Linked DNA regions of Homo sapiens: region 2 is linked to region 1. A link is an interaction called in ENCODE POLR2A ChIA-PET data of the cell type or tissue named here. Cell type or tissue: Panc1. All regions are shown on one strand. Links, peaks and the distances in the headings refer to the core of each region. The heading gives the core; the rest is flanking DNA. Region 1 has its middle 51 kb from the start of TMC1. Region 2 has its middle 28 kb from the start of ZFAND5.

Region 1 (5,386 bases), core at 214-5,213:
TCTTCCTGCTTCACATGACCCATGAGTTCTCTTTCTCTGAGTCAACTGGAAATACCCTTTATACATTGCATGTCTCTTCTACCAGAAGAAAACTTGCAAATTGCAAATGAAAAATCTCTACAATAGTTTGGGCTTTAGGCTTTTCCATGGCCTTTTTCCTTCTGCTCTTTTCCACTCTATTTTTTCCTCCAGAGGTTTTCATTTCTACCTAGACTACATGGCTTTCTTCACCTGTTAATCTATTGCCTAATAAACAAACCCAGTTGACCCTGAGCCAGTGGCTTTTTTCTTTCCTTCCTTTCTTCCACCCTTTCTTCCTTCTGTCCTTCTTCCTTCCGTATTTCCATGTGGTTTCCTAAGACACTAGACTTAGACCTAGTATTCCTAGATTGACCAAAGATCCCTGGTGTCCAATTGTGGAAAACGTCGGAAGGAGTTCTAGGCATGGTAGGCATCTCAGCAGGACTTGATGTAGACAGAGACCAGTGAGTAGCAGGATTTGCCTAGTGCCTCAGTTAAAGATTCTGCACCCTTGGTGTAAAACTGAAGAAGGTGGGGAATCCCAAGAATCATTGAGATTGAAACTCCCAACAGTCTATATTGGAGTCAAAATTAAATAGAAAGAAAAAAATAGAGGGGAAGGTAGGAAGGAAAAAAGGAATAAAGGAAGGCAATATTTCTTACATACTTAAGCTATGGGCTGACATTCATGAACACTAAGCTTTATTGACACAGTGATGTAGTAATGATATTTTCTTTATACATCATAAGAAAGATAGTTTTCATTCATAGCTACAGAGTAATCAGAGTAATTATTCTCAGACCAAGTAAAAATTTGATAGCTACCATTACTGAGCATCCACTAGGAACTTTATCTATATCTATATCTGTCTATCTATCTATCTATCTATCTATATATATATATATATATATTTTTTTTTTTTTTTTTTTTTTTTGAGATGGAGTCTCACTCTGTAGCCCAGGCTGGAGCACAGTGGCACGATGTCAGCTCACTGCAACCTCCAGCTCCCGGGTTCACGCCATTCTCCTGCCTCAGCCTCCCAAGTAGCTGGGACTACAGGCGCCTGCCACCATGCCCAGCTAATTTTTTTGTATTTTTAGTAGAGATGGGGTTTCACCATGTTAGCCAGGATAGTCTCGATCTCCTGACCTCGTGATCTGCCTGCTTCAGCCTCCCAAAGTGCTGGGATTACAGGCGTGAGCCACCGCGCCCAGCCTATCTACATTATTTTATTTTATCTCATCATCACGATGACTTTATAATCTTGGTTTTGTTATCTTTATTCTAGAGATGAAAACAACGGGCTCAGAAAGTTCAAGTAATTTGCCCAAGATTACACAGAAAGTAAGTGGCAGAACCGGGATTAGGAACCATGTGTCAAATGCCACACCTATGTTCTGTCTCCTAATCTGCCCTGTGGCCTGGGACTGTGCACTAGTCAAGACACAGTGACTAGAAATCTTATCGGAAGTTGGGATATTTCGGTTTAACTCAATACTTATTCTCATTGTTCTCCTGGCTTTCCCAAAGATTGACTTTCATGCACCTTTTATTCACATTTGTGTCTCCTATTGAGCAAATTCACTATCTAACCTTGGCCACAATCCCCTTTCAGCTCTTGGCCTCCTGTCAACACACTTCTATCATTTGACACCCCCATCTTCACATCCCTCATCCTCATCCATCCCCATCCCCTACTCTGACCATCCTGGGTCTGCTTTTGTTATGCCTGTCTGACACTGAGTTGATAGGGCCACTGTGTGACTCAAAGGAAATAGTAAGTGTCGAGGCAGCCATTCAGAGATTAAGATGGCTACAGGCTGCAGTAACCTGGGAAAGTTTCTGGAGAAGGAAGTTTGATGGGAAGAGATCATTAGATTAAGTGGAAAAGAGGAAGAAGACCATTATTTTTGGAAAGAAGTGGGTGAAAAACACTGGAAAATAAAAATGCAGACATTAAGTAGTCTACACTGGGAGAAGAAGATAATTGATCTTGATTATAGCAGGAGATTACTTTGGAAAAGTTAGTGGATGGCTTGATTTTTTTTTTTTTTTTTTTTTTTTTTTTGAGACAGAGTCTCCAACTGCCGCCTGGGCTGGAGTGCAACGGCGTGATCTTGGCTCACTGCAACCTCAGCCTCCTGGGGCTTGAATGTTTTAAAAGTTAAATTTACCTCAAATGTTGTATAGTATGTTTAGGAATAGAAAAGAATGAAGGCAAAAAATAATAATAATAATAATTGTCACTGCAAAATAGACAGGATCCAAAATGACCCCGTGGATCTAAGCTATAATAACTAAGACAATGACAATAACCACTAAAAGACACAGGAAATTCAAGAGGCAGACACTGGTTACAGACAAAGAACATGACTTTTCATTTAGCCATGATGTGCCTGGGGTAATTTGGTAATGTTCCAGTGAAACCACCATGCAAGAAGTTAGAACTGCATGACCAGAATTGGTAAAATTGGTCTAGGTGAAATTATCCATACAAAGGCGAGCTTTATTTCCATAAAAACAGATGAACTACCCAAAGGAATAGCAAAGACAAGATCAGAATTTATCAACACAACTATGGCTGCATTTATAGCCACAACAATTTGTGTGTGTGTATGTGTGAGAGCCAAAGTTTTATGTGTTCATTTATTGCATTTGAAGGACCCTTCGATAACATCCTTGGCTGAGACTCCTTGCCATAGTCCTTAACTACTACACAATTGCAACCAACCACTTTAAGGGGCTTCTTCTCTCTGTCAATTTTACAGAGGCCTACCCATTCCCCTAGTTTCTTATCTTTTCTTTCTTTCTTTTTTTTTTTTTTTTGAGACAGCATCTTGCTCTGTTGCCAGGCCGGAGTGCAGTGGCACAATCTCGGTTCACTGCAACCTCCGCCTTCCGGGTTCAAGTGATTCCGCTGCCTTAGCCTCCTGAGTAGCTGGCACTACAGGCATGCATGACCACGCCTGGCTAATTTTTTGTATTTTAGTAAAGACGGGGTTTCACCATGTTGGCCAGGTTGGTCTCAATCTCCTGACCTCATGATCCGCCTGCCTCAGCCTCCCAAAGTGCTGGGATTACAGGCGTGAGCCACTGCGCCCGGCATTCCCCTAGTTTCTTATTGTCATCAGCCTTAATTGGGTTCATTTGCTGTTCAGCACAAAGGGCATCCACCAACTTGACATGCACAGACTCATCACAGTTGGATGTAAGCAGACAAAGATGGGCTTGGCACTTGTGTAAGGCTTTGGCAGCTTCATGAATTCCACATGCTAGGCCACCATGGATGAGGGCGGTTTTCAGCACCTCTTGAAAAGCAGTATTAATGTCCATTACACCTCCAGCAATCCACAGCTATGGCGGTGGATTACAGGTGAAGTCAAATCTTGAATGCACTGCAGCCTCCACCTCCATGTGACTCAGTGGCAAGGTAAGAAGCCATGATTATTTATTGATGATTTATATATTCCAGAGATCAGAGTAGATAAAATTAATGTTTTCATTTCTAGAACAGACAAGCACACTTGGTTATTTTTTTAAAAAGTTAAAAAAATTATTAATTGTGGTAAAATGCACATATAAAATTTGCCATCTTAACCATTTTTAAGTGCACACTTCAGTGGTATAAAGTACATACAAACATCACCAACATCCATCTCCGGGAGGCAATTCATCTTGCAAAATTGAAACTCTATACCAATTAAATAACTCTCCATTCCTTCCTCACATCCCTCCATCCATAGCAACCCCCATTCTATTTTTTCTTTCTTTCTCTTTCTTTCTTTTTTTTTTTTTTTTGAGATGGAGATTCCCTCTATCGCCCATGCTGGAGTGCAGTGGCTCGATCATGGCTCACTGCAACCTCTGCCTCCTGGGTTCAAGCAATTGTCCTGCCTCAGCCTCCCAAATAGCTGGGATTACAGGCGTGTGCCACCATGCCTGGCTGACTTTTTGTATTTTTAATAGAGACGAGGTTTCGCCATGTTGGCCAGGCTGGTCTTGAACTCCTGACCTCAGGTGATCCACCCGCTTCGGCCTCCCACAGTGCTGGGATTACAGGCGTGAGCCACTGTGCCTGGCCCCACAATCCAGTTTTAGAACATGTTCATCACCTCAAAAATATAACTTTGTCAGTTTATGGTCATCCCTTGCTACCATCCCCAGCCCCAGGTCATAACTGATCTGTCTACTTCTCTATAGATTTGCCTGCACTCGATCAAATTTTACAAGTTATTTTTAAACTATCTTTTTAAAAAACTAGTATTTCATAGAATTATAGGGGGAAAAGTATGTCTTATAATCTCCTGTCAGTTTTTGTGTGTTTTTAACAAATCTCTGTTCACAGATCCATCATTTCAGCATCATGTTTTGTTTTTATTTTAGTCTTTGTCAAAAGAAAATTTGAAAACTGATCTTGTTGGTAAATGACACACTTAAATATGTTATTAGAATGTTATTTATTCCTTAGAGTTGTATCTCTTATCACTGACTAATTTCCTTCTAAAATAAGGCATGACATTTCCACTAAGGCACCCAGGTGAGTTATGTGCCTGTCCTAATCAACAGCCACCTGTCATGATCTAAACAGGTTTCCAGGTTGTTTATATTCTCTCTTCCTCCCTCCCTAACCCAGCACTGAACCTCTTACTGTTCAGTGCTGATCACATGTACTCCACACACACTACCACCTGTACTGAGTGGAATTCAGAAGCCTCAACTGAGCCTTAAATACACTGTAAGTGAATTCCTTAAGGCTTTGGCATGTGGAGGCCCACACCCATGGTTTCACACTGGGTTCCTTCCAAAGCAAGGTTTAAAAAAGAACAATGTGAAAGGTAAAATACACACACACACACACACACACACACACACACACACACAGAAATTTTAAAAAATAAGAAAGTGTTTTGTTAGGTCTTGATAAACAAATAATGTCTCTGATACCCAAGTACCTGAAACAATATAAAGACAGATTTTATCCCTGATTTTCTGAGGTGATGAGGTCAAATTCTGAGCTATAGGTTTACTAAATAGGTCAACTTCAGATTAAGAGCTTTGTGTTCAGCTGTTCCACGTGACGTGTATATGCTTTAGTGAGTTTCAGTTGAGGATGATGCCTTTAATAGAGTGAAACCACTTAATTTTAGTGTTAAGATTAAGACTTGAATCATACTGTGCCAAAGCAAGATAACAATGTAGGAGGGTATTATTACAGAGCAGGTTATGTTTGTGGCTTGACAATGTACCCCACACCCCTATCATCTCTGTGTGTTCAACTCAAAGGATGCTAAGTAGGGAATGAACACATTTGTCTAGAAACCAAGGAGTCTCTAGGAAAATAAAATGCTCAACCCCCAACTCTAA
Region 2 (5,386 bases), core at 277-5,276, 78 kb after region 1:
TTTCTCTCGTGTGGTTTATCAGTGAGCTCAAATGGACTTATATTGATAATTAAAATGATCTGTAGGGTCTTGCCCTAGTTAAAAAGCCACGTTAAAATGTGAGTGCTTGATATTAAAAGTTACACTTCCGGCCTGGCGCGGTGGCTCACGCCTGTAATCCCAGCACTTTGGGAGGCCGAGGCAGTTGGATCACGAGGTCAGGAGATCGAGACCATCCTGGCAAACATGGTGAGACCCCGTCTCTACTAAAAATACAAAAAAATAGAGGGGCGTGGTGGCGGGCGCCTGCAGTCCTAGCTACTTGGGAGCCTGAGGCAGGAGAATGGCTTGAACTTGGGAGGCGGAGCCGAGATCGCGCCACTGCGCTCCAGCCTGGTCGACAGAGCAAGACTCCGTCTCATAAAATAAATAAATAAATAAATAAAATAAAAGCTACACTTCCACCTAAGTATAATGCAGCAGCTGTGAAATGGTGGGTGATGAGGACATTGTTTCCTTACATTAATTTTTTTTTTTTTTTGAGACGGAGTTTCGCTCTTGTTGCCCAGGCTGGAGTGCAGTGGCGCGATCTCGGCTCATGGCAACCTCCGCCTCCCGGGTTCAAGCGATTCTCCTGCCTTAGCCTCCCGAGTAGCTGGGACTACAGGCGCCCGCCACCATACCGGCTAATTTTGTATTTTTAGTTGAGACGGGGTTTCTCCATGTTGGTCAGGCTGGTCTTGAACTCCTGACCTCAGGTGATCCACCCGCCTCGGCCTCCCAAAGTGCTGGGATTACAGGCGTGAGCCACCGACCCTGGTTCCTTACATTAATTCTTATGAGGGACATCATACTGAGTTTTTGTAGAAGTGCAGAGATTTCAGTTGGTTTGTTTAGTTTTACGGGGATGACACAGGGGTGGGAGTGGGAGTGGTTTATGAAAGCCGTTGCACATTATGTTATTTATTAATAAAAATGCCTTTAAAATGAATTGAAGTCAGGAAAGGCAACAATAAAAACTCTTCTATCACAGTTCTAAATAATTGTACAATAAGTAAGATTTTGCTACTAAAACAAAAAAATTCTTCAATCTCTTTGGATGCTTCTCAAAGTTCTCACAAGTGATCTGAAAGTTACACAGAGAAAAGAGAATTTTTTACATTGAATATATAAAATTGTTTCAATAAATATTTAGGGCACTACAAAACAACTCACTAAAAAGTTAAAATTCCTCAAACTAAGTTAACTCAGTCAACAAATTTGTTTGTTTCTAATCTGGTTGTTCAGTCACACAGATGTTTAAAAAATATAAAAATGTTAATATAACATGATAGTTTTTCTTGATTATAAAATTAATAAGTATGCATTATTTTAAGAAGGAAATTACATAACAGAGAACAACGCTTTTACAGTTGGTTTGGGTTCTTATTTCATAATATGTGTATCAATTTGGAAATTTTCTTATTAACTTCCTGTGACCACAGTGGAGAAGTTAGCTTATTACACTGGTCTACATCTCTCAATTTTTAGCAGTTACAGCACTATTTTAGTTTCTCCATTGGTTACCTTTGTTATTTAAATAACTTTCTTAAACCACTAGTTCTTTTTATTTAAATCCTCTTTTCAGCTTGTGAAATAGGTCACACGCCAAAAAAATACATAAAGCAGAGATGTATTCCAAAGCAAACCTCCCTGAAATGGCTACTCAGGTCAAATAAAGGAGTGTCAGTCCCCAGAAGGTTCCTGCATGCCTCTCCAAGGCATAACTCACTCCCTTTTCCTAAAACATAAAACTCTTCTGACTTCTTTAGTAATAACTTCCTTGCTTTTCTTTATATTTTTGCTATCCAAGGATGCATCACTCAACACTATAATTTCACCTGTTTTTGAATTTTATGTAAATAGAATCATACACTATATATTATTTTGCATCAGGCTTTTCTTAGCTCAGTATTATGTTCATGAGATTCACTAATATTGTAGCATTCAGCTGCAGTCCATTAATATTCACTGCTATATAGAATTCCATGAGAGAGAGCCTTACAACTATTTATCCATGCTCCCATGGATGAATATTTTGGTTGTTCCCAGGTTTAGGCTATTGTGAATAAAGCTGTTATGAATTTTCTTATACATGTCTCCTGGTACACATGGGCATATATTTCTTTTAGATATATACCTAAGAGAGAAATTGCTAGGTCATGAGGTATGGTATCTTTAACTTTAATCAATAAAGCCAAATTGCTTTCCAAATTGGTTAAGCTAGTTTCTCTTTTCACCAGCAGTGGAGGAGAGTTCCAGGAGCAATCCTTGCTCTTTTTCAGTCTTTTTAAATTTTAGCTATTTTGAGAGGTGTGTAGTGGTACCTCTTTACTGTTTTAATTTGTGTTTTTCTGGTGGCTGAGATTGAATATCTTATCATATGCTTATTGATCAACTAGTTATATCCTGTTTTGAAGTGGCTGTTGAAAACTATTTGCTCATTTTTCTATTAAGTTGTATTTTCTTATTGGGGTGTATAAGCTCTTCAGATATTCTGGATATGGGTCCTTTGTTGGCTATAACAAATATTGATTAAACATGTATTCCAGATATTTTCAAGTCCATGGCTTGCCTTTTTACGATTTTTTAAATTTTACTTTAATTCTGGGACACATGTGCAGAATGTGCAGGTTTGTTACGTAGGTATACGTGTGCCATGGTGGTTTGCTGCACATATTGGTCTATCCTCTAAGGTCCCTCCCATCGCCCCCCACCCACTATTTTATTTTTAATGTTCTTATTTCACTGTAATCAAATTCATCAATCCTTATCTTAAAGGTTGGGGCTTCTTAATGTTTAATATGTTTTAAAATCACTCTCCCATATAGAGATTATGAATCTATTTTTTCTGTATTATCTTTTAAAGCCTTACTGTTTTGCCTTTGAAAGGGTCTATAATTTACCTGGAATTAATATTTTTGTTTACAGTGTGCAGTGAATTCAGCATTTTCTATTTTTTCCAGATAGAACATCCTCTTCCACACTGCTCTCAGGATCATTTTTGTCATTGCTATTTAATTTGTCATTACTATTTCAATTTTCAACAGATTCTCTTGATGCCTCATTTTATAAAATGAGAGCATTTGCATCCTTACCACTTCTTCCCTCTTCCCTATTTACTTTTCATTTTCCAAAATCTGTCAGCTAGAGCTTTACTTTAACATCATCAAAGCTGAGAGTGTTTACATTCTGTCCTTAATCAGGATTAACTCCTCCATGCTTTGTGCATCGGTTTATTTTAAAAGCTGATAATCAATAAACAAATTTTGCATTATTATGACTATTCATCACATTATTCATCACAGAGCCAGAGAGTGCTAATAATTACATTCCCTTGACTACATTTCTGATCCTGTAATCATTGTGTCACTCAAAAGAAAATACACTAGCACCAAGGTTAAATAGATTATCCTCTCTAATATTTTACCAATGGCTGAAAAAGATCATGTTTTAAATTATTTCATATTTGGAACATGACATTCTGGTAAATGTTATGATTTAGCTAGAGTTTCTGGCTATTCATTTTTGCTTTGTTAAGACTCATAGGTTTTTTTCCACCATATCCTAATATTTTGCAACTTTTCATTAGCAGCAGCTATTATCTGAAATATACTCCATTCATTTCCTTGAAAATAGACTTCTGTAAGTCTGCTGATTACTCTCCTAAATTAGACTAATTTTCTTCTTGGTCACACAACTGTTATACTTGGATGCTGTTTTAATATTCCTCTAAGCTAGTACTACCATTCGTATAGCCCTGGGAAGACTTAAGACAACTGCAAAGTTAGAGGGAACACAGCCCTATACTTGGATGCTGTTTTAATATTCCTCTAAGCTAGTACTACCATTCGTATAGCCCTGGGAAGACTTAAGACAACTGCAAAGTTAGAGGGAACACAGCCCACACAAGACCACCCTCAGGGCAGGTGCAGTGGCTCATACCTGTAATCCCAGCACTTGAGAGGTCAAGGTGGGAGGATCACTTGAGCCCAAGAGTTCGAGACCAGCTTGAGCAACATACTGAGACTCCATCTCTACAAAAGATAAAAAATTAGCTGGGCCTGGTGGCATGTGCCTGTAGTCCCAGCTACCCCAACCTGACTGACAGAGTGAGGTTTTGTCTCAAAAGAAAAAAGACCATCCTCATTAAATTGCAAGTTTGAGGAGTTGTCCAAACCATCTCCAGTTTTGATAATTTGCTAGAAAGACTCACAGAACTTTCTGAGTTACACTCACAGTTAAGATTTACCACAGAGAAAGGATATAGATTAAAATCAGTCAAAGGATAAAGTGCATAGTGCAGAGTCTAGGAAAGAACCAAATGCAGAGCTTCCATTTTCCTCTCCCCATGGATCAGGACATAGTACTTTTCCAGCATTGATGTATGACAATAAGCACAGGCTATCATTAACCAGGGAAGCTCAGCAGAGCCTCTGTGTTCAGAGCTTTTATTGAGGCTCCATTACAAAAACATGATTGACTATTCACATAGCTAATTTTAGTTTCCAGTCTCCAGTCACTCAAGGTGTGACCCAAAGCTCTCATCTTAAATCACATTTTTGGCATGGATCAAAGCTCCACCCTAAATCACATCTGTTACTGTCTGGCTAGCCAAAGCCCTCCAGGCAAACAAAGACACTCCTGTCAGACACGAGGATCCAAGGGCTTAGAGATGACTCCCAAAAGCTCAAGACAAAGGCCATTTCTTTTGGGACAAGGTTAAATTCATTACCACCCAATCATACGTCTTCTTCTTTTCTTGGTTTTCACCCTCATTTTACAGGCTTACATTCTCAAGTAAGGGTGCATGGATGTAAATTTTCATTTAGAATCTTTGGTGTTCTGAGATTTCATCATGAGGTCCCTAAAGGTGGGCCTTCTTCCTTTTTTTTTTTTTAAGACAGGGTCTCACTCTGACACCAGGCTAGAATACAGTGGCACAATCTCAGCTCACTGCAACCTCTGCCTCCTGGGTTCAAGCGATTCTCCTGCCTCAGCCACTCCAGTAGCTGAGATTACAGGTGTACACCACCAGGACCAGCTGATTTTTTTTTCATTTTTATTTTTTTGGAGACATAGTCTGGCTCTATTGCCCAGGTCGGAGTGCAGTGGCACAATCTCGGCGCACTGCAACCTCTGCCTCCCGATTCAAGCGATTCTCCTACCTCTGCCTCCCGTTTCAAGCGATTCTCCTACCTCAGCCTCTGGAGTAGCTGGGATTACCACACCCAGCTAATTTTTGTGCTTTTAGTAGAGATGGGGCTTCATCATGTTGGTCAGGCTGATCTTGAACCCTGACCTCAGGTGATCCATCCGCGTCGGCCTCCCAAGTGCTGGGATTACAGGCATGAGCCAACGCACCTGG

What was found. ChIA-PET counts read pairs that join two places held together with the same protein. Peaks named below come from ENCODE experiments on the same cell type or tissue, not always from the same donor. Only the 100,000 strongest peaks of a DNase experiment are listed, where the experiment ranks them.
Region 2: POLR2A ChIA-PET joins it to region 1 with 10 read pairs; 5 of 35 experiments call an interaction of 5 or more read pairs at or near these places.

Annotation. Positions count from the first base shown.
Region 1 is chr9:72,468,355-72,473,740 of GRCh38, reverse strand. It overlaps the pseudogene LOC100289351. Among named protein-coding and RNA genes, the nearest start is that of TMC1, 51 kb to the left of the region's middle. RefSeq lists an enhancer at 34-133. In Panc1, for the core only: no CTCF peak of the experiment used is centred there; no DNase peak of the experiment used is centred there; H3K27ac peaks cover 1,332 bases.
Region 2 is chr9:72,390,343-72,395,728 of GRCh38, reverse strand. No RefSeq gene overlaps it. Among named protein-coding and RNA genes, the nearest start is that of ZFAND5, 28 kb to the right of the region's middle. In Panc1, for the core only: no CTCF peak of the experiment used is centred there; no DNase peak of the experiment used is centred there.